Linked DNA regions of Mus musculus: all the other regions are linked to region 1. Evidence: chromatin loops called from intact Hi-C (ENCODE). Cell type or tissue: heart. All regions are shown on one strand. Links, peaks and the distances in the headings refer to the core of each region. The heading gives the core; the rest is flanking DNA.

The links. A loop is a pair of places that touch in the nucleus more often than their neighbours do. Peaks named below come from ENCODE experiments on the same cell type or tissue, not always from the same donor. Only the 100,000 strongest peaks of a DNase experiment are listed, where the experiment ranks them.
Region 2: a loop joins it to region 1, with 6 times the contacts of the local background. A loop is called at or near these places in 3 of 42 quality-filtered maps.
Region 3: it touches region 1 in a loop (6-fold over the local background); 23 of 42 quality-filtered maps call a loop at or near these places.

The regions. Positions count from the first base shown.
Region 1 is chr8:70,716,986-70,724,411 of GRCm38, forward strand. Gm3336 (predicted gene 3336) reads left to right here and starts at 1,558. Exons shown (of 4, transcript NM_001195253.1): 1 at 1,558-1,647; 2 at 3,435-3,743; 3 at 4,792-4,952; 4 at 5,059-5,650. The coding sequence starts at 1,569. The coding sequence ends at 5,106. Gm34255 (a long non-coding RNA gene) reads right to left here. Exons shown (of 3, transcript XR_379077.3): 1 at 7,407-7,426; 2 at 6,286-6,649. Iqcn (IQ motif containing N) reads left to right here. Exons shown (of 4, transcript NM_001370847.1): 4 at 1-665. The coding sequence ends at 582. It overlaps Pde4c (phosphodiesterase 4C, cAMP specific), which reads left to right and starts at 7,079. Exons shown (of 17, transcript NM_001310465.1): 1 at 7,079-7,232. In heart, for the core only: a CTCF peak has its summit at 3,914 (motif pointing right); DNase peaks (open chromatin) are centred at 3,006, 3,906 and 4,816; H3K27me3 peaks cover 1,878 bases.
Region 2 is chr8:70,866,905-70,871,904 of GRCm38, forward strand. Ccdc124 (coiled-coil domain containing 124) reads right to left here. Exons shown (of 5, transcript NM_026964.3): 2 at 3,001-3,170; 3 at 2,029-2,203; 4 at 1,833-1,947; 5 at 1,323-1,741. The coding sequence starts at 3,159. The coding sequence ends at 1,537. Among named protein-coding and RNA genes, the nearest start is that of Ccdc124, 4.1 kb to the right of the region's middle. In heart, for the core only: a CTCF peak has its summit at 2,802 (motif pointing left); DNase peaks (open chromatin) are centred at 1,811, 2,180, 2,797, 4,491 and 1 weaker place; H3K4me3 peaks cover 1,667 bases; H3K27ac peaks cover 1,228 bases; H3K27me3 peaks cover 461 bases.
Region 3 is chr8:70,842,484-70,847,483 of GRCm38, forward strand. Kcnn1 (potassium intermediate/small conductance calcium-activated channel, subfamily N, member 1) reads right to left here. Exons shown (of 10, transcript NM_032397.3): 8 at 4,281-4,289; 9 at 4,012-4,081; 10 at 681-2,078. The coding sequence ends at 1,833. Among named protein-coding and RNA genes, the nearest start is that of Arrdc2, 5.3 kb to the left of the region's middle. In heart, for the core only: a CTCF peak has its summit at 4,454 (motif pointing left); DNase peaks (open chromatin) are centred at 178, 2,218 and 4,098; H3K4me3 peaks cover 428 bases; H3K27ac peaks cover 1,876 bases; H3K27me3 peaks cover 3,262 bases.

The DNA of each region.
Region 1 (7,426 bases), core at 1,603-6,602:
TGGCGCGGCTATTGCATTCGCCGGGCCCGGGCCCGCCAGGTACTGCTCCCTATTGCATGGCCAGAGCACAGTGGTCGAACCAAGGGAACCTTGGACAACAGAAATAGCTCCGAGCACCGCTGCTTCCTATCCTGTCAACCAGATGTCTGCAGCGTCTGTCAATCCCTGGGTCCCCCGGTAGAGAGTCCGCCCAGCGTTGTGATGCTTGTGGGATCCCAGCCACGCACTTGCCACGTGTGTGGCCACACACTCTCCACGCGAGTGGTGCAGGGCTTTGGCCAGGGCATCTCAGGTCAGCCTGTCTCTCGATGGGCCTCAGCATCCCAGCAGAACACCCTTCTTAGCCAGCAGCACAGAGCATGCACCATCATCCAGGCCGCCTGGAAGGGCTACAGGACCCGCCGGCAGCTCAGCCAGAAGCAGTCTGCAGCCAAGATGGTTCAGGCCGTGTGGAGGGGCCATTACACTCGAAGCTGCCTCACCACGGATGCACTCTTGGGAACAGGAGGCCCGTGGAGCATCTCCAGGGACACTTCACGCCATAGCTCAAGGGCTTACTCTTTGCACTGGCCTGGCGTCTAGACCCCTCCCTGGCTGTGGGCAAGAGACACCATCATGGCCATGTGGCCTCATGAGTCTTGTGAATAAAGCATGCTACAGCCTGACTCTGGTCATATATCTTGGGAGGAACAAGGGGAATTCTAGACCGTGCCAGCAGCAAGGAGTTCCAGTGTCTCCAGCCCATGTGGTATCTATAGTTAGGCTTGGGGAACCCTAATTATTTTCCAGGGGCCACAGGTCACTAGCATGGAATCCTGTGTGTCACATGGCTAGTGATTTGTAAAATGTCACATCTGGGACCAGTGAGATGACACAGTTGGTTAAGATGCTTGCTACTGAGCCTGTGTGTTTGATCACTGATGGGGAGAGGTGACTCACCTGATCTCCCTGCACACACACACACACTCACACGGCATGTAGGAACACACCACATAAACACACACACTATTTGAAGGAACAAACACCAAATATACATAAATTAACCTGTGACAGGCACACACCTGTCATCTCAGCATGGGTGGCTGAGGCAGGAGAATCACCAAGAGGTTTGGTTTAGGTCAGCCTGGGCTACACAGTGAGACCCTCTGTGGCAGGGACTAGCCCACTTCGACTTCCTTAGCTTGCTTGTACCTCCTTTAGAAAAATGCTAGACGGTTCCAGCTGCATCCACTGTGCTGTGAGACCTACCGGAGAAGGCATTTCCACCTAGGTGAGCCAGAGGAGTCTGGTGGCCAGAGAGACATGGGTATTCAAGTCAGGTTTGGGGCAGCCATAGAAGGGGTATCCCTGGGTGTCTGGGGACAGGGGCCACTACGTGTCTTGAGACTTCAGGAGCACAGTTCACCCCGTGCTGAGGAGGCGCTGGGGTGCCAAGGAGGAAGGAAGGGTTGGAGGGAACCCCAGAGCCCCAAGCAGCCCGTCATTCCTGCGATCCGCCGGCAGGGGCCGCGCGTGGGCCAGGCACTGCTAACCTGGGCGCGCACCTGCAGCCTGGGCAGACTGCAGGAATGGCGAGCTCGTGGCTGCTGCCCCTGGCGCTGGCTCTGCTGCTGCTAGGCGACTCCTCCGTCATCCTTGCATCCAGGGGTAGGCTGGTGGAGGGAAAGGGAATGGCTCCGGGTGGACAGTGGGACCGGGACACAGGGCTTCAAACCCTACTCTCCCCTTTCCTCCCAGACACAGTAGAGTTGGTAGCAACCCCTTAGGATCATCTGAGTTGAGGCAAAAGCCAGTGGTTTCCGGGACACTTCAGGGGTTTCTGGCACAGTCCTGCCCCATCCAGAGAGTGAGGAGGGCCTACACAACCGCCCCCTTGTCATACCAGGGATCTGGGCTCACTTTCTGTTCATTCACTGTCCCTGTTCCCTTTAGGAGTCGTGGTGCCAGACTTCTTATTTCCTTCCAGCTACTTCTTCTTCTTCTTTTTTTCTTTTCTTTTCTTTTTTTTTTTTTCCCCGAGACAGGATTTCCCTGTGTAGCCCTGGCTGTCCTGGAACTAACTTTGTAGACCAGGCTGGCCTCGAACTCAGAAATCTGCCTGCCTCTGCCTCCCAAGTGCTGGGATTAAAGGTGTGAGCCACCACCGCCCGGCTTCCAGCTACTTCTTTAGACAGTTGATTTATAATAGTTGATGGTTTTATTCCGAAAGCCCCACAATTATCCCTGGAAGCCCAGACAGGCTCCAGCCTGTGGATGACCCTATTAAGGACAATTGGCACAGCTTCCATCTCAGAGACGGAAAAGTGCAATACCAGATACATTGCCAAAACACCCCTATTTTCCTTTATTTTTTTTATTTTTATTTTTTGATGTTTTTTAAGACAGGGTTTCTCTGTGTAGCTCTGGCTGTCCTGGAATTTGCTCTGTAGATCAGGCTGACCTTAAACTCAGAGATTAGCCTGCCTCTGCCTCCTGTGTGCAAGACTAAAGGCATGAGACAGGTTCTACTCTCCTTTCTGTTTAACTTTCCAGAAAATTATAAAGACCTATTTGGTGCTAGGTTCTTAGTAGAACTGGAGATTGCTACCACCTCCTCTTTCGTCACTTAAAACCTTAATTAATTAATTAATCCTGGTTTGGCTTAGGGTCAATTTTAATTCCTCAGGAATTTCTCATCGAGTCTACTCACATCCTTAGGTTCCTTTGCCACAGGGCCTGGGAGACTGGGGTGTGGGAGGTGGGGTCAGCACCCCCTTTCAGAACCTAAATGTTATTTCCTCATATGTGCTATGTGGGGTGAGGCATGGGCTGGGCAAAGCAGCCATTGCGGCCTGTGCCCTGCACACCTGGGTGGAGCGACCTGGATCTGGAAGGAAGTCATGGGAGGAGGGAGAACAGGAACTATCTCCACAGCCTCTGAATGTCTTCAGGGTGGGGGAAGGGTGCCGTGGGAGGGGAAGCACGGCAGGAGGGAGGGGTGGTGTGTCAGAGACCTGAATCTTGGTGTTGGTTCGGCGGTAGAGGGTGTGGCCAGCATTCTGGGGCAGAGTTCAAGTCCTAGTTTAGGTCAGGGCTTCCCAGTTCTCAGGGTTCTAGAAAGTTCTGGATGTGGAGGTCATGCCTGCACCCGAGTGACAGAGTTGAGTAATGGTTCAACTTTCTGGGACTGTTTCCCTTTCTGTAAAGCAGAAGTCACAGGCAGTGATTGAGTTGTAACAGGTGGCACTCCAGAGCCTAGCTCTGTGGAGTCAGGCAGAGTTGCATTAGGCGGGCCAGAGCGCTGGCAAGCTAAACTCAGAGCGCTCATCTTCAGTCACAGGTATGTTGGCCAGGGGCTGAGATCGAACTTGAGCAGCGTTCCAGCCCAGGATGCCCATTCGCAAGCTTCATAGACACATATCCACATCTTGTTTTTTTGTTTGTTTTTTTCCCAGATGTTAATTTTACACTATTCTTGAAGAGTTTAATAGCAAAGAAAGCCTCTGATACCATCTCCCCAAGTCCAGAGACAACCCCTGTCCCCACCTCCACAAGTCCAGAGACAACCCCTGATTCTACCTACACAAGTCTGGAAACCATATCCCCTCCAGATTCCACAACTCCAAATCCGGGCTCAGCCTCCCCAGATCCAGAGACAGCCTCTCTCCCCACCTCTGGGTTCCCCAGTTCCGAGCCGACCACCACATCCCAGTCCACGAACTTGCCTCCACAAGGGTTGTCCACTGTGTCCAGCCCACACCAGGGTGAGTGTAAAGATTGGCTGAGACCAGGCGGATTTCTGAGTTCAAGGCCAGCCTGGTCTACAAAGTCTACAAAGTGAGTTCCAGGACAGCCAGGGCTCTACAGAGAAACCCTGTCTCAAAAAACAAACAAACAAACAAATTGGCTGAAATCTGACAGCAGTTCTGAAACCAGTCACCAGGTGGCGACACAGACCTGGAAGTGTGCAGGCAGGCCTGAGCCACAAGCCATCTAAAGCCATATTTTACTGGGTCTATGGCCTTAGTAACTTGCTAGTGTGTGCTGGCTCCTGAGGACACAGCCATGTGCAAGAAAACAGGTTTCATTACCTAGTTGTCGCTGTGTGTGGTGGTCCAGTGCTGTGTTCCTAAAACTGTGAGGAGGAGGTAGGAGGATGGCTTCAAGTTTGAGACTAGCCCAGGCCACATGGTGGGTCCCTGTCTTTTAAAAGATAACCAAGGGGATGGGAGGAAAAGAAGAAAAAGAAAACCAAGCAGGGTGATGGTGGTTCAGCATTCAGGTAGCAGCAGGCAGATTCTCTGTGAGCTTCAGGACAGCCTGACAGCCTGGTCTACACTGTGAGTTCCAGGATAGCCAGGGCCAGAAATGTCTTGAAAAATTAACAAGAAGAGGGGGAACAGAAGGAGGAAGAGGAAGAGGGTAAGAAGAGGAGGAAGGCAAGAAGAGGAGGAGGAGAGGAGGAAAAGGAAGAAAGAAAAGAAAAGAAAGGAAAAGAAGGAGAGAGAGAGAGAGAACGAAAAATCCACATGAAATTATATACTTGTTTATAAACAACATAGGCCCTGGAGTACCTTAAGGGCTAGAGCTCCTGACTAGAATTCCCCAGTAAGGGGCTGCGGCGAGTCTCAGGGATGGAACCTTGCCTAGAACCCCCCAGTGAGGGGCTGGGGCGTGGCTGGGGGGGAGCTCCTGCTTAGAACCCCCCAGTGAGGGGCTGGGGTGTGGCTGAGGGGGGAGCTCCTCCCTAGGAACCCTCAGTGAGGGCCTGGGGCATGGATGTGGCCAGGGCTGACCCCTTCCTCTTCCCAGATGCAGGCAGCCTCTGGACCCCCACATCATACAGGAACCCCGGTGTGGTGATTGCTGTGTGTCTGCTTGTGTCTGTCTTACTCGTTGGCTCTGCGTTCGTCGCTGTGAGACATTATAACCGAGATGCTCCAGCTTTCCATAATCTGGATACGGTATCTATGGTGAGATGGGTACAGCCAGGGTTGGGTTGCTGACTTCCCAGTAGACATCCCCCTGCAGTAGAGCCCTGTGGTGCTTAATGCCAATCTATGTGTGTTCCTCTTCTAGGGCAGCGTGAGCCAGAGGCTGCCATTTGCTGACCGCCTACAGTCGTGACTCTCAGAGGACTAGAGATATGGTGGGGGTGACACCTGGAAAGAGCAGTGTCTGGAAACATTTCCCCCCCTCACCCGTACCCTGCTATCCTGACCTGGGGATAAGTGGCAAGGAGGACAACTGGAGCCCAGGAATTTCAAGGCCAGTTTGGCCCACAGATCTAGTACACAACTCAGAAATGAATCAAGGTGGGATGGAGCACAGTTGTCATCCCTGCACTTGGGAGGTAGAGACAGGAGGATCATGTGTTCAAGTCCACCCTGAGCTATATATGGGGTTTGAGGTCAGCCTGGGCTACATGGGACTCTATCTTTAGAAAAAAAATTTTTTTTGTGGGAGACTGGAGAGATGGTTCAGTGGTTAAGAGCACTGTCTGCTTTTCAGGGGACCAGGGTTCTGTTTCCAGCACCCACATGTAAGCAACCCCAGTCCCAGGGGTCCCGTGGCCTCTTTTGCCCTCTGCAGTCGTCAGGCTCACAGGTGACACACAGACATACACGCAGGCAAAACACATTAAAAAATAAAACTAAATAAGCATAAACTGAGTAAAGTCTCACGATTCAGAGCTGCTTCCTGACTCTCGGGTTGAGTACCTCTTTGCCTTAATCCGGAGTCACACTGTTAACCCCGAGTCTGCTTTCAGGGGGGATGACAATCAGAGCATGTCATTTCAGGGTCAGAGGACAGGGCTGCTGTCCTCACCCCCCCCCCCCCCAGCCAGGACCTGTGTGACCCAGTGTCCTGGCAGGACAGAGGCCACTATCCAAGGAACTGGAAGACCTAACCTAACGGGAGGCAGCCTGGGGAAAGCTACAAATCCACATGACTTAAGAAGCCCACCCAGGGCCGGGCGTGGTAGCGCACTTGGGAGGCAGAGGCAGGTGGATTTCTGAGTTTGAGGCCAGCCTGGTCTACAAAGTAAGTTCCAGGACAGCCAGGGCTATACAGAGAAACCCTGTCTCAAAAAACAAACAAACAAACAAACAAAAAACAAAAAAACAAAAAAACAAGTGAGTTCCAGGACAGCCAGGGCTATACAGAGAAACCCTGTCTCGAAAAACCAAAAAACAAAAAAAAGCCCACCCAGAGCAAGTACCCAGGGCAAGTACTCAGGGCACGAAAAGGCCCTACAGTAGGAGAGGCATGGGCCTATTTCCTGATGAAGACATCGAGGCCTACCTGGCCGTGAAGTGAAGAGGGGTCTTCTGACTGCTGGAAGGATCTGAGTTTTCCAGCAATCTTCAAAACCTTGGGGCAGGAGGTACCAAGTGGGCTGTGCAGAGGTCACGGGGAGGAAGGAGCTGGCTGCCTCAGCTCCTCTCTGCACACCCTGCTCTCCACCACTCCCTCAGTGGCTCAGGCTCCAGTCTGGTAACCCTTCAGACAGCCGACTTTAGGGTGAGACAGGACCCACTCTTCAGTACAGGTGAGGGTGTCTCCCTCGTTGCTATGATGTTTGACAGCAGATTGAAGTGACCTCCACCCACAGCAGGTCACGCTCTGATGACCACTGGAGTAGGTGGTGAGAGGTCTCCTGGCCTGTCTGTGGGGGAGGGGTGTAGGGTGAAACATTAACTTGCTTCACAGCCACAGACTGGAGTGGCCTCAAGATCTCCTAGGCCCAGGCCACATTCCATCTTCCAGTCCCAGCTCCCTGGCTTTCCCACTTCTGACTGCAGCTCTAACTTGTGGGTAAGGTTTGACCAGAGAGTGTCATCAGCTGCCTGGACCAGCACAGCATAGCAGAACAGCTTTCCTAAAGCCTTGGGGTGCCTTGATTGGTACCCCAAAATACTAACGTAATGCCTCAGTCTCAGGCTATTTCTGTCCTCTGTCAGGTGTAAACACATTAACAAGTAAACCTTTGCCTGGCCACTCACCCCTCTCCTCCCCTCCCCCTCAGCCCTGTTTTGGTCACACACTTGGGCACACACACACACCTCCCTGCCCTTGTGGTCACTCTGCCCTTACCCCCTCCTCCAGTCCCGAGGGTGCCTCCTGGCTCGGGTCTAGTCTGGTGCTCAGTTAAAGAACCCAGCTGGGAGTGGGATAGGACCGTCTGTCCTCTGCTCCTGGGAGGTCACAGAGCACACTCACAGCGCAGGTCCCCACAGGAGCAGCTGGAAGTGAGTACCACACCTGTGTCAGTGTGAGAAGGCCTACCTCTCATGAAACTCGGCTCTCAGAAACCCCACAAAGCGCAAGAGTCCCTCCGGGCGCTGAACGGTTCTCCTAGGTGACCTGGACCCAGGATTCTAGTCCCTAGGGCTGGCCAGGGTAGGGAGCTTGGGCGGGAGTACCTGCAGCAGCCTCGCCAGGC
Region 2 (5,000 bases), core at 1-5,000, 150 kb after region 1:
GACGACACATTCAGGTACATGGACCCCCGACTGCTGCCACGCCCCATGAGTGATGACTCCTCTGCCCCAGCCTCACCAAGGCTTCCAGGTCTTTTGCAGGGATACCAGGCACCCCCTGTTCCCAGGGCTGCCTCTTGGTGCGCTGCAGGACTTGTTCGGTTTAGTAGGCTTTTCTCCCCACGAGGCCTTTAAGACCATGTAGCCACCATAGAGCAAAGGGTGACCAGGAACTCCTGACTCTGCCTGGAGGCCTGGGGTGGCAGGCACGCGCCCCGTGCCCAGGTTAGGAATTTTTGACTTTCCAGTTGTGGGGCTGGAGTCACTCTACTAATCTGATGTATCTTGCTATACTTCCAGCCACATCCAGCATCAGTGTGTCACTCCCTTGGCATCAATGGCCCGTCCCTCTTGATTAGGTATAGGACTCTTTCACATTCTTCAAAGGCCCACTCCATGAAACTTATCCCTTCATCCCAGCCCCAGCCCTTGGGAGCAGGGGACACCTGCATCATTCCTGGTACAAGAAAAACGTCATGTGTGTCAGGTGTCAGTATTTTAGGACTTGATAAATCCCCACCCCCACGCCTACCCTTGTGCCTTAATTTCCCCATGACAGGCCTTTTTTTTTTTTTTTTTTTTTTTTTTTGGTTTCGAGACACGGTTTCTCTGTATAGCCCTGGCTGTCCTGGAACTACTCTGTAGACCAGGCTGGCCTCAAACTCAGAAATCCTCCTGCCTCTGCCTCCCGAGTGCTGGGGTTAAAGGTGTGCGCCACCACTGCACGGCGACAGGCCATCTTAATGTCCTATGATCAGGAGCAGAACATAAGTTCAGTGCCCGAGTCTGTTGAATACTAAGTTCTACATTCAGTACGTGCTGCTGATTGTCTGACCATTGCCTCTCAAAGGTGCTCACCAGCCATTTTCAGATGGGGACACTGCCAGGGTGCAAGCCAGCCGGCCTCACAATGTCATGCAGTTAGCGTTGCCCACAGGCTTATGGGTCTCTCTCCAGCTCCCTCTCAGCTCTTCAGTATTAATGCTGCTAGAAAAAGCAGCTCTGGGTTCAAAGCCTATACTCTTCTCCATCATGGCCAATGATCTTTACCAGACAGCCTCAGCCAGCCCCACACATTTGTGTTCCGTGTGTCAGCCTGGAGAAAACTGCCTTACACCTCAGGCTCAGGGTGGGCACCTGCAGCTCCACCGCTGCTGTGTGACTGACTTCAAGCCTCTCCAATCACCCTGCCCTATCCAGGGGGCGTGCAAGTCCAGCCCCTCCTGTCACCCTTGTGGGACCCACCACACATACAGACATGGGCCTCAGCCTCGCCACAGCCTTTATTGGGAGGGTACTCCACTGGGCTCTGCAGGGCTCACGGGGACTAGGATGTCAGAGCAGGGACCCTCTGGGTTGTTGAGGATGACCTATGGCGCAGCTGGGAGAATCCCAGGCCCGGAACTCTATGAATCCCTGGTCAGGCCTGGCTGGAGGGGGATGAGCTGACTCAGACAAGCTGGACTCAGCCTGGTTCTGTCACTTGGGCGCATTAAAGGGCAGGGCGCGCTGGTTCATCGGGTTGTCAGGGGAGCGCAACCACTCCTTCTTCAGCAGCTGCTTCAGTTGCGACAGCCGCATGTTGGGGTTCTCCTGCTTCAACCGTGGCAGTTGCACCTCCTCAAACGCGGTGAAGGCCGCTCGCATCCGGCGCTCAGGATGCCGGTCAGCTTCCTCAGCCACACTGCAAGTCAAGGAGTCAGGACCCAGACCTAAGTCCCGCCCCAACAAACTCTCCTCTTCAGGGCCCCGCCCACACAGCCCGCCCCGCCCACCTGAGCACTGCGATGGCGTCCTCCACAGTGCGCGCCTCCACGCTGCCCTCTTCCTGCAGGCGCCGGTTAAGGTTCTCTTCCAGTGGCAGCTCTAGGTGGCTCTTAGCCTTTTCCACTGTGGGTGACAGGGACAGAATATGAGAACGAGGCGTTGGCGCGAAGCCCTCGGGGGATTTGCCCCAGGCCACATGCACACCTGGCTCTGCCCGCTGCTCTCTCCGCAGCGAGTCCTCGATCTGTGCACGTGTGACCTTGGCGGGCGCCACACGTGGGGCCTTGCCGCCTTTGAGCCGTGAGTCTTCCTCCTCCAGCAGGCGCTGCGTCTCCTTCTTGCGCTCCAGCTGCTCCAGGCGTCGCTTCTCCTTCTCCTCCTGCAGGGGCAACAGGGGAAGGCTATGTAGACAGAAGCTGCCTGGGTGCCCAGGGTGGAACCCAAGAGGGCGCTGCTCCCTCCTTCCCTATCCCCCCAGGGCACCCTTGTACAAAAGGACCTGGGCAGCTAAAGTGCTTCACAAGGGTATTTCCATGTGCCTTTACCCCAAAGGCAGAGAGGAATGCCTATCTGGGGTCAAAATCAAAGGTGTTTGAAGGCAGCATCTTCCGGAGGCTCCTTTGCCTCAGCGCTATCTCGCTACATGGCTTTTGAATAGCACCCTGCCCTGTGGAATTCCTCCACTAGCTCTGAACATCCCACTCCCACTCTGTCTTCTGGGGACAGAGGGTCTGGGCAGGGTCGTGCACCAGGACAGCTCATCCCAAAAGAAGGTCATCAGTACTGAGAAAGACACACAGAATTCTGATCATGGTGCGAACCTGGAGTACCACCAAGCTGCAGGGGGAGCTGAGGCAGGTGGAGAGGCTGAGCCCGGGTGTTCCAGGCCAGCCTGGGTGATAGAAACAGAACAATGACCAACCCCCTGGATAGCAGGGCGAGGCCTGCTGTGGAGACAGGGTCTCTGTTGCCACCTAGTGGGCAGACACGTCAGCACCAAGCCCGAACCACTCCAGTACCAAGTAGGCACCTGGGGCTGGCTCAAGACAGGCCTCGGTCAGGAATGTCACAATAAGGTTGGAGACAAACACAGACCCACTTCAGCTAGCTTCTGAGTATGCATCCCTCCATGGCTACCTCGAGCCACCTTTCAACACCGAAGCCCATGCCGCCCACCTTGCGTTGCTCCTTCCGCATCACGTGTTTGTCCTCATCCTTCCAGTAAGCATCTTCCAGCTCCTTCTGTTTCTTGGCATCAGCGGCCGCCTTGGCTTCAGCCCTCCGTGCTCGGGCAGCTGCCGACTTGCTGTTCTCGCCCTGGAACTTCTTGGGCATCCCTCAGCAGGCTGCAGGAAGGACACCGTGGAGGGGCTGGACTGTGACTAGGACCCACCCATCTCCAAGACTTTACAGACTGCTTGCAAAAGCGATTTTTTAAAAAACAGGGTCTCATTATGTAGAGCAGGCTGGCCTGACATGATCCTGTCTGACCCTTGGACGCTATTAGGATAGCAAGGAGCAGCGAGTCCCTCAAGTCAGCATTTCCTCTCATTTTATTAACATATATAACAACTCTGTACCCACAAAACGTAGGCAGGGCCTCCACAGGGCGGAGGGAGCTCCACCTGAACCTCCACACTGGAGGACAGGGGCTCTAGCCCTGAGCCATGTCCTCACCCCTCCCTGGTGATTCTAGGAAGGGGCTCTACTGTTGTGTTTCTTCTGAGGCTTTTGAACAATTTTTTAAAAAAGATTTATTGCTGGGCGGTGGTGGCACACGCCTTTAATCCCAGCATTGGGAGGCAGAGGCAGGCGGGTTTCTGAGTTCAAGACCAGCCTGGTCTACAGAGTAAGTTCCAGGATAGCCAGGGTGTCTTGAAAAAATAATTAATTTTAAAAGATTTATTTATTTTATGTATGTGAGTACACTGTCGCTCTTCTCAGACACACCAGAAGAGGGCACCGGGTGCCATTGCAGATGGTTGTGAGCCACCATGTGGTTGATGGGAACTGAACTCAGGACCTTGTGCTCTTAACCACTGAGCCATCTCTCCAGCCTACTGAAATAATTTTTTTAAAACTATAATTACAACGTTGTGCAAAGACCAACACTGCGTACTCCAGAAGACTCCAATCCTATCAGCTGTCACTTCCGTTCCTTGCTCCAGCTCCTGAGCTACTTCCCCTCTGCCTGTCCCTGGAGGTATTTCCGGTTAACAGACTATTCACCATGTGGAATTCTGTCTGGCTGCTGTCACTCAGCACTGGGTTTTGTGTCGTGTCAGAGCCTCTGGTGGCATATGTTGTATGGAGCATATCTAACCGTCCACCAAGGTATGGGCTTTTACAAGTCACAGTGTACTGGAACCCTGCAAGGTGGGTGATGGCTGTTGGGGTGTCCTATTTTAGACTGTGTAGATGGGGGACACTCTGTGGCCTGTGAGCCTACACTGGACCCCACCAGATGAAAGGACACACAGCCAATGTGCCTGGAAGAGACATTGTAGTAGACTGACTCCACGGTAGGCCCCCAGAACCTCAACTGTGGGGTGCTCAGGCATCCCCAGGGTAAGTGACCAAACTGAGGAGTCTGGCCTTCAGGTGAGGGGAGCACCCCTGTTCCTGTCAGGTGTGGTGGTGTGTCCCTGGGAGGCTGAGGCATGGGGACCAGAAGTTTCAGGCCATCTTAGCTACACAAAGAAAGAACCACACCCAGCATGCACTGGCTCAAGGGCTGCAGCCCACTGGGCCTCAGACTTATGCACCGAGCTCCCGCCCAGTGCTTCAGAGTGAGGGAGACAGTTCTGAGTGGCCGGGGACCACCAGGGAATTCCCACCCTCAGGCCCTCTGTTCCCTCTACAGGAGACCCTGTGCATCCTATCAGGAGACACTCCCCACAGACAGCTCAGAGCATGCAAAGGTCCAGTGGCAGGAATGAGGCTGTGTGTTCATTGGGGTCCATGGAAGCTCTGGTGGGTGAGTGAGGGGTAGGAAAGAGGAGGGGGCAGGGCTGGGGACACACTCCTATCTGGCTTACAAAGTCCCATTCAGCTCCCGTGGGCACTGCTGGGTGTGAACACCATGTGGGCAGGGATCATGAGAGCAGGCTATGAGGCCAGTTCATGAAGGGTGAGGGCCCTGACTGGCTCCTAAGCACTGTCTGGCCTCAAATGGG
Region 3 (5,000 bases), core at 1-5,000, 120 kb after region 1:
TGCCTCAGCTTCCTGAGTGTCTACTGCTTCTGCGAGCTCACCTGGAAGTAACATCTGCTGGTGTCACAGGTTGTCTTGGCTGCGGTGAAGTCACTGGCCACGGCGTTCACGCCTACGCTGCGCTCCAACCGCGCACCACCACCTCAGGTGCTTGCACATGCAGCAGTGCGGCTGCCTGGAACATCACCAGCCTGGCAGCCGCTGCCCCCGACCCCCGCGGCGCCCGAAGCTGCGCAGGGAGCCCAGCTGCATGTCCCACGAACCGGGTCCCTAGACACCCGGACTTCCTACTCCATGACGTTGATTATTAAGTCCGGGGCAGGGAAAATGTGTCCTCTGACCGAGGCGATCTGTGGCCTCACAACTGCGTTTTATTCTCTCTCTCTCCCTCCTTCCCTCCGTCCTTCCCCCCCTCCCTTTCTTTTTGGTTTTCTGTATAGCCCTGGCTGTTCTGGAACTCACTTTGTAGACCAGGCTGGCCTCGAACTCAGAAATCCGCCTGCCTCTGCCTCCCAAATGCTGGGAGTAAAGGCTTGCACCACGCCAGGCCATTTTATACTCTCATTTAGCCCCAGCCCGCCTCCCGGTGATGCACAGACCTTAGAAACACGCAGCGCGCAGTTGGAATCTGAAGGACCCTGTTGTCCTCCACGCCCAAATGTTTCACCAGAATCCCAAGTCACCTACAGCCTTGTTTATTTCTGTGCCACCCCACGTCTTACACTGTATACACTGCAACCCACCTGCCTTTGCCTCCTAGGTGTTAGGAATAAAGGCATGTGTCACATTGACCTGCCTTGTTTATTTCTTCTGGACCTGTTTTGATCTCAGTCCCCTTCCTGATGGACAGGAGCTAATACTGGGCTCAGAAGGGGCAGGATGGGTCCATGTTTCCCAAGCCCTCATGGGCAGTCTTAGGAAGGAGGGGGTATTTATTGAGCACCTACTGTCTGACCCGTGTGGGGGTTGGGTTAGGCCTGTTTCCCACAGCAGCAGGGGAATAAAGCCTGCCCAGGTCCACCCCAGAGCTCCACCCCACAAACTTATAGAATCCAAACTGGGCCTCTGGGTTCCCACACAGGTCCACTATCTCCCAAGACAGGTGGCTGAAAGTCTGATCAGAGGACACTGTGACTTAGGCTGCTCTTGATAAGCCGCCCATGCCTGTGAGGTGTCTCAGTGTTCCCCAAGTACCCAAAGTCTGAAGCCTAAGGTCTGAAGTGACCGTGGTGACTCTGCTCGTCTGTAACCCTGGCCTCTCACCCTCCCGTGTGTCCTTACTTTGACATCAGGATCCCCAAGTAGAATCTATCCGCTTATGCTGTTTAACAAGTGTGTTTGCCTCAGACCATTGCTGTGTGGCTACAGGCAAGTGGCCTCACCTCTCTGAATTCTCATTTGTTTGTATCTTACTCCAGTTAGATAGATCCTGAAGAAAAGCCATTGTTTCAGTCCCTGTATACAGTAGATACTCAATGCATGTGCAGTGACTTTCCACGTCTGTCCCCGTCCATTAAGGAATCCCCAGGTGGGGTCATCTACCTCCTCTGGGGAGATGTTTGCAGCCCCCTGCATGTCAACAGAAAGCGGGCTGGAAGCTCCTGATTTACTTAGAAATGTTGAGGCCCCTGCTACTACTCCTTGCCCTCCTGGGGCCTGGGACAGCTAAGGGGACCTGGATCCTGTGGCCCAGCCTCAGAAGGATGAGTGCCAGTCCAGTCGGCTCAGTTCACCCAAGCTTCTAAATGCAGTAGTCCGGAGGTCCAAAACGGCAAGGAGCTAGCTGTGGCCACACGATGGCTGAGATGGAGCAGTCTAGCGGTCAGCAGCCATCACCCACAGTCTGATCCCATGGTGGGCAGCCAGTGGCTTTGTGGGCTCTGGGTGGCTGTGGCCAGGTGACCAGGCCCAGGCCAGGGTGGTGGTAGAGGGCATATGGCTTGGGCTATAAGGCCTGGTAGAGCCTGCAGGGAGGCACCCAGGACATCCAGTCGGCTCTCCAAGGCGGCTAGGCGTGCCTCCAACTCCTCCTGCTGGGCCTGCAGCTCTGACACCACCTCATATGCGATGCTCTGTGCCTACAGAGATGGAGAGACAGACCGAGTGATAAAGGGAGGGACCAGGAGATGGCTGAGGGCAGAGGGCTAAGGACAGTAGGGGCCAGCATGAGGATTAAAGAGCAGGGGACTGAGCAGTTTTTGTTCCAGCAGCTCGCCGGCTGTGTGACCAGCAGGGGGCGCCAGAGGTGCAGAGTCCCAACACAGGCCGCCAGGGAGCTGGTGAACATGTCAGGCTCAGATGGAGCTAGAGAATGGTTTTCTTCTTTGGGCCACCATGGCTTTGCCCAGACTGTAGCTTACCTGTCCCTACTTGTCCAGAAACCAGGATGTGACATTTGAAGACACCCATAACTGTTAGCTCATAGCCCTCTCTGGTATTGTTTGTTTGTTTATTCATTTATTGAGACAGGGCATAAATAACCATGTAGCCTTGGCTGGCCTGGAACTCCCTACCTGGACCAGACTGGCCTCAAACTCAGAAGCCAGAGACCTGGGATTAAAGGTTTGTGCCGCCAGACCCAGCTTGGCTTTATTTGTTTGGTTGGTTTTTATTTATATGTATGTGTGTATTTCTTGAGACAGTCTCCAGGCTGTCCTTGAATTTGAAGCAATCATCCTCCTGCAGCCATGTGAGTACTGGAGTAAACTATGTGAAATGAACCATTATGACTTCTGAACTCTAGAAGCTGAGGCAGTGTAGCGTCCCCCAGCGGTGAGCAGGCTGGCTCAGACCTGTTCTGCCACTGTGAAGGGGACCACCTGGGGTGGAGACTTCCGAGACATAGCTAGGTCTAGTGTTCTGCCCCCTCTGTGCTCTTCTCCAAGATGCTGCTGCCTGCTGACAGGCTGAACCTGTCTTCCTGAGCCGATCCTGAATAAGCAACAGCCTGGCCACCAAGTACTGACAGCCTGGCGGCAGAGCAAGGAGAACCTGGAGTGTTGGAGGATGGCCCTTTCACCTTTATAAGCTCAGACTCTTAAGTAAACTTTGGGCCTTGATCAGTATCTTGTCTTGGTCTCGTTATTTCTCTCACCATTTCCTCCCATACAGCCCCAGCCTCCGATTCAGGAACCCGGTTCGTGTAGCTGCAGGCAGCTACAAGGCAGGAGGATCAGGAATTCTAAGTTGTCCCTGGCTACACAGTGAATTCCAGGATAGACTGGGCTACATGTCACACTGTCTTAAAAACAACAAAAAGGTCGGGCAGTGGTGGCACACACCTTTAATCCCAGCACTTGGGAGTCAGAGGCAGGTGGATTTCTGAGTTCAAAGCCAGCCTGGTCTACAAAGTGAGTTCCAGGACAGCCAGGGCTACACAGAGAAACCCTGTCTCAAAAACTCCAAAAAAAAAAAAATGGAGGTTGGAGGTTGGAGAGATGGTTCAGTGGTTAAGAACACTGACTGCTCTTCCAGAGGTCCTGAGATCAAATCCCAGCAACCACATGGTGGCTCACAACCACCTGTAATGGGATCTGATGCCCTCTTCTGGTGTGGCTGAAGACAGCAGCAGTGTACTCACGTACATATTAAATAAATAAATATTTAAAAACAAACAACAAAGAATTTAATATCTTCTGAAGACATTACTGGGTAGAATGGGACTAGAAAGTGGAGTCTCTGCCTAAACTCCCCCAGTGAGGGGCTGGAGGTGTGGCTCAGGGTGGAGTCCATGTCTAGAATCCTATGCTGTAAATGTAGTCAATGCTGAGTCTCTATATAGCCTGTGCTATTTTTGATCTCCTAGCCTCAAAGGATCCTTCTGCCTCAGCCTCTGAAGGAGCTAGAACCCTGGCTGTGGATGCCTGGAATATTACTCATGAATTTAAACTGAAGAGCCAAGTTGAGCATAAATACTTGATGCTGCATTGTGGGTTTCTGCCTCCTCTGATTAGACACTATCCCCGTGTCCCTGGAAGCCCATTCCTCCCGTCCCGTCCTGGTGATGCTCACCTTGGCCAGCTCAGCCAGCGTGTTGGCCTGATCGTTCACCTTCCCTTGTTCAATCTTCACACTTCGGAGCCTGGGGATAGGGCAGGGACAGGGGCAGGTCACTCGGGGCTGAGGGTGGAATGCATTTGTAATCTTGGTCCAGATCAGGCCATTTCCAAGAGCCTGGATGCAGGCCCATCCACAAGACTAAGACAGACACATTCTCTGTCCACTAGGGACCCCCCACGGGCATCATGCACCACCAGACTTCCAGTCACCCCAAGACTTACTTCTGAGCCCTGGGAGGAGCCAGGAGAGTGCAGAAAAGGAAAACGGAGAAAGAGAAAAAGCACAGTTTAATTTTAATCTCATGCAGTGACTGGCTGAGTGGCCGCAGCCCCAGCCCCGTAGCCAGGTGCCTCCCCAGTTCCCAGCAGGGGCTCCTGGGCTGCCAAGGAGCTACTGCCCCCATGTGGCAGGGATCTGGCCTCATAAGGCGACACCTGCGCCCTGTCACCCCGGGGACTTCCCGGCAGCCCTGGGTAGATGCTATTCACTGCCCTTCTCCCACAGTCCTCTGAGTGGCACCTTGCCTCCATGGGCAACTTGCTTAGAAAACATCCTGGATGAAAACAGAGGTTGGCAAGGGCAGTGCCATAGGGATCAGCATACAGACAGGATCAGGGATCAGCATACAGACAGGATCAGGGATCAGCACAGAGACAGGATATGAACCCATAGCTGCTGATCAGGTGTGGTGCCCTTGACCCCTGGAGAAGAGGCTGCCAAAGGTAGGTTCCGCTCTCTCTATGACACATCCTGCATATGCCTCCCCAGGGGTGTGGACAGCCTCCTAAGACCCAGAGTTCTGACATTGGCACCCTTGGAGAGTCACAGTATCACTGGCAAAAAGAAAGAAAGAAAGAAAGAAAGAAAGAAAGAAAGAAAGAAAGAAAGAAAGAAAGAAAGAAAGAAAGAAAGAAAGAAAGAGGGAGGGAGGGAGGGAGGGA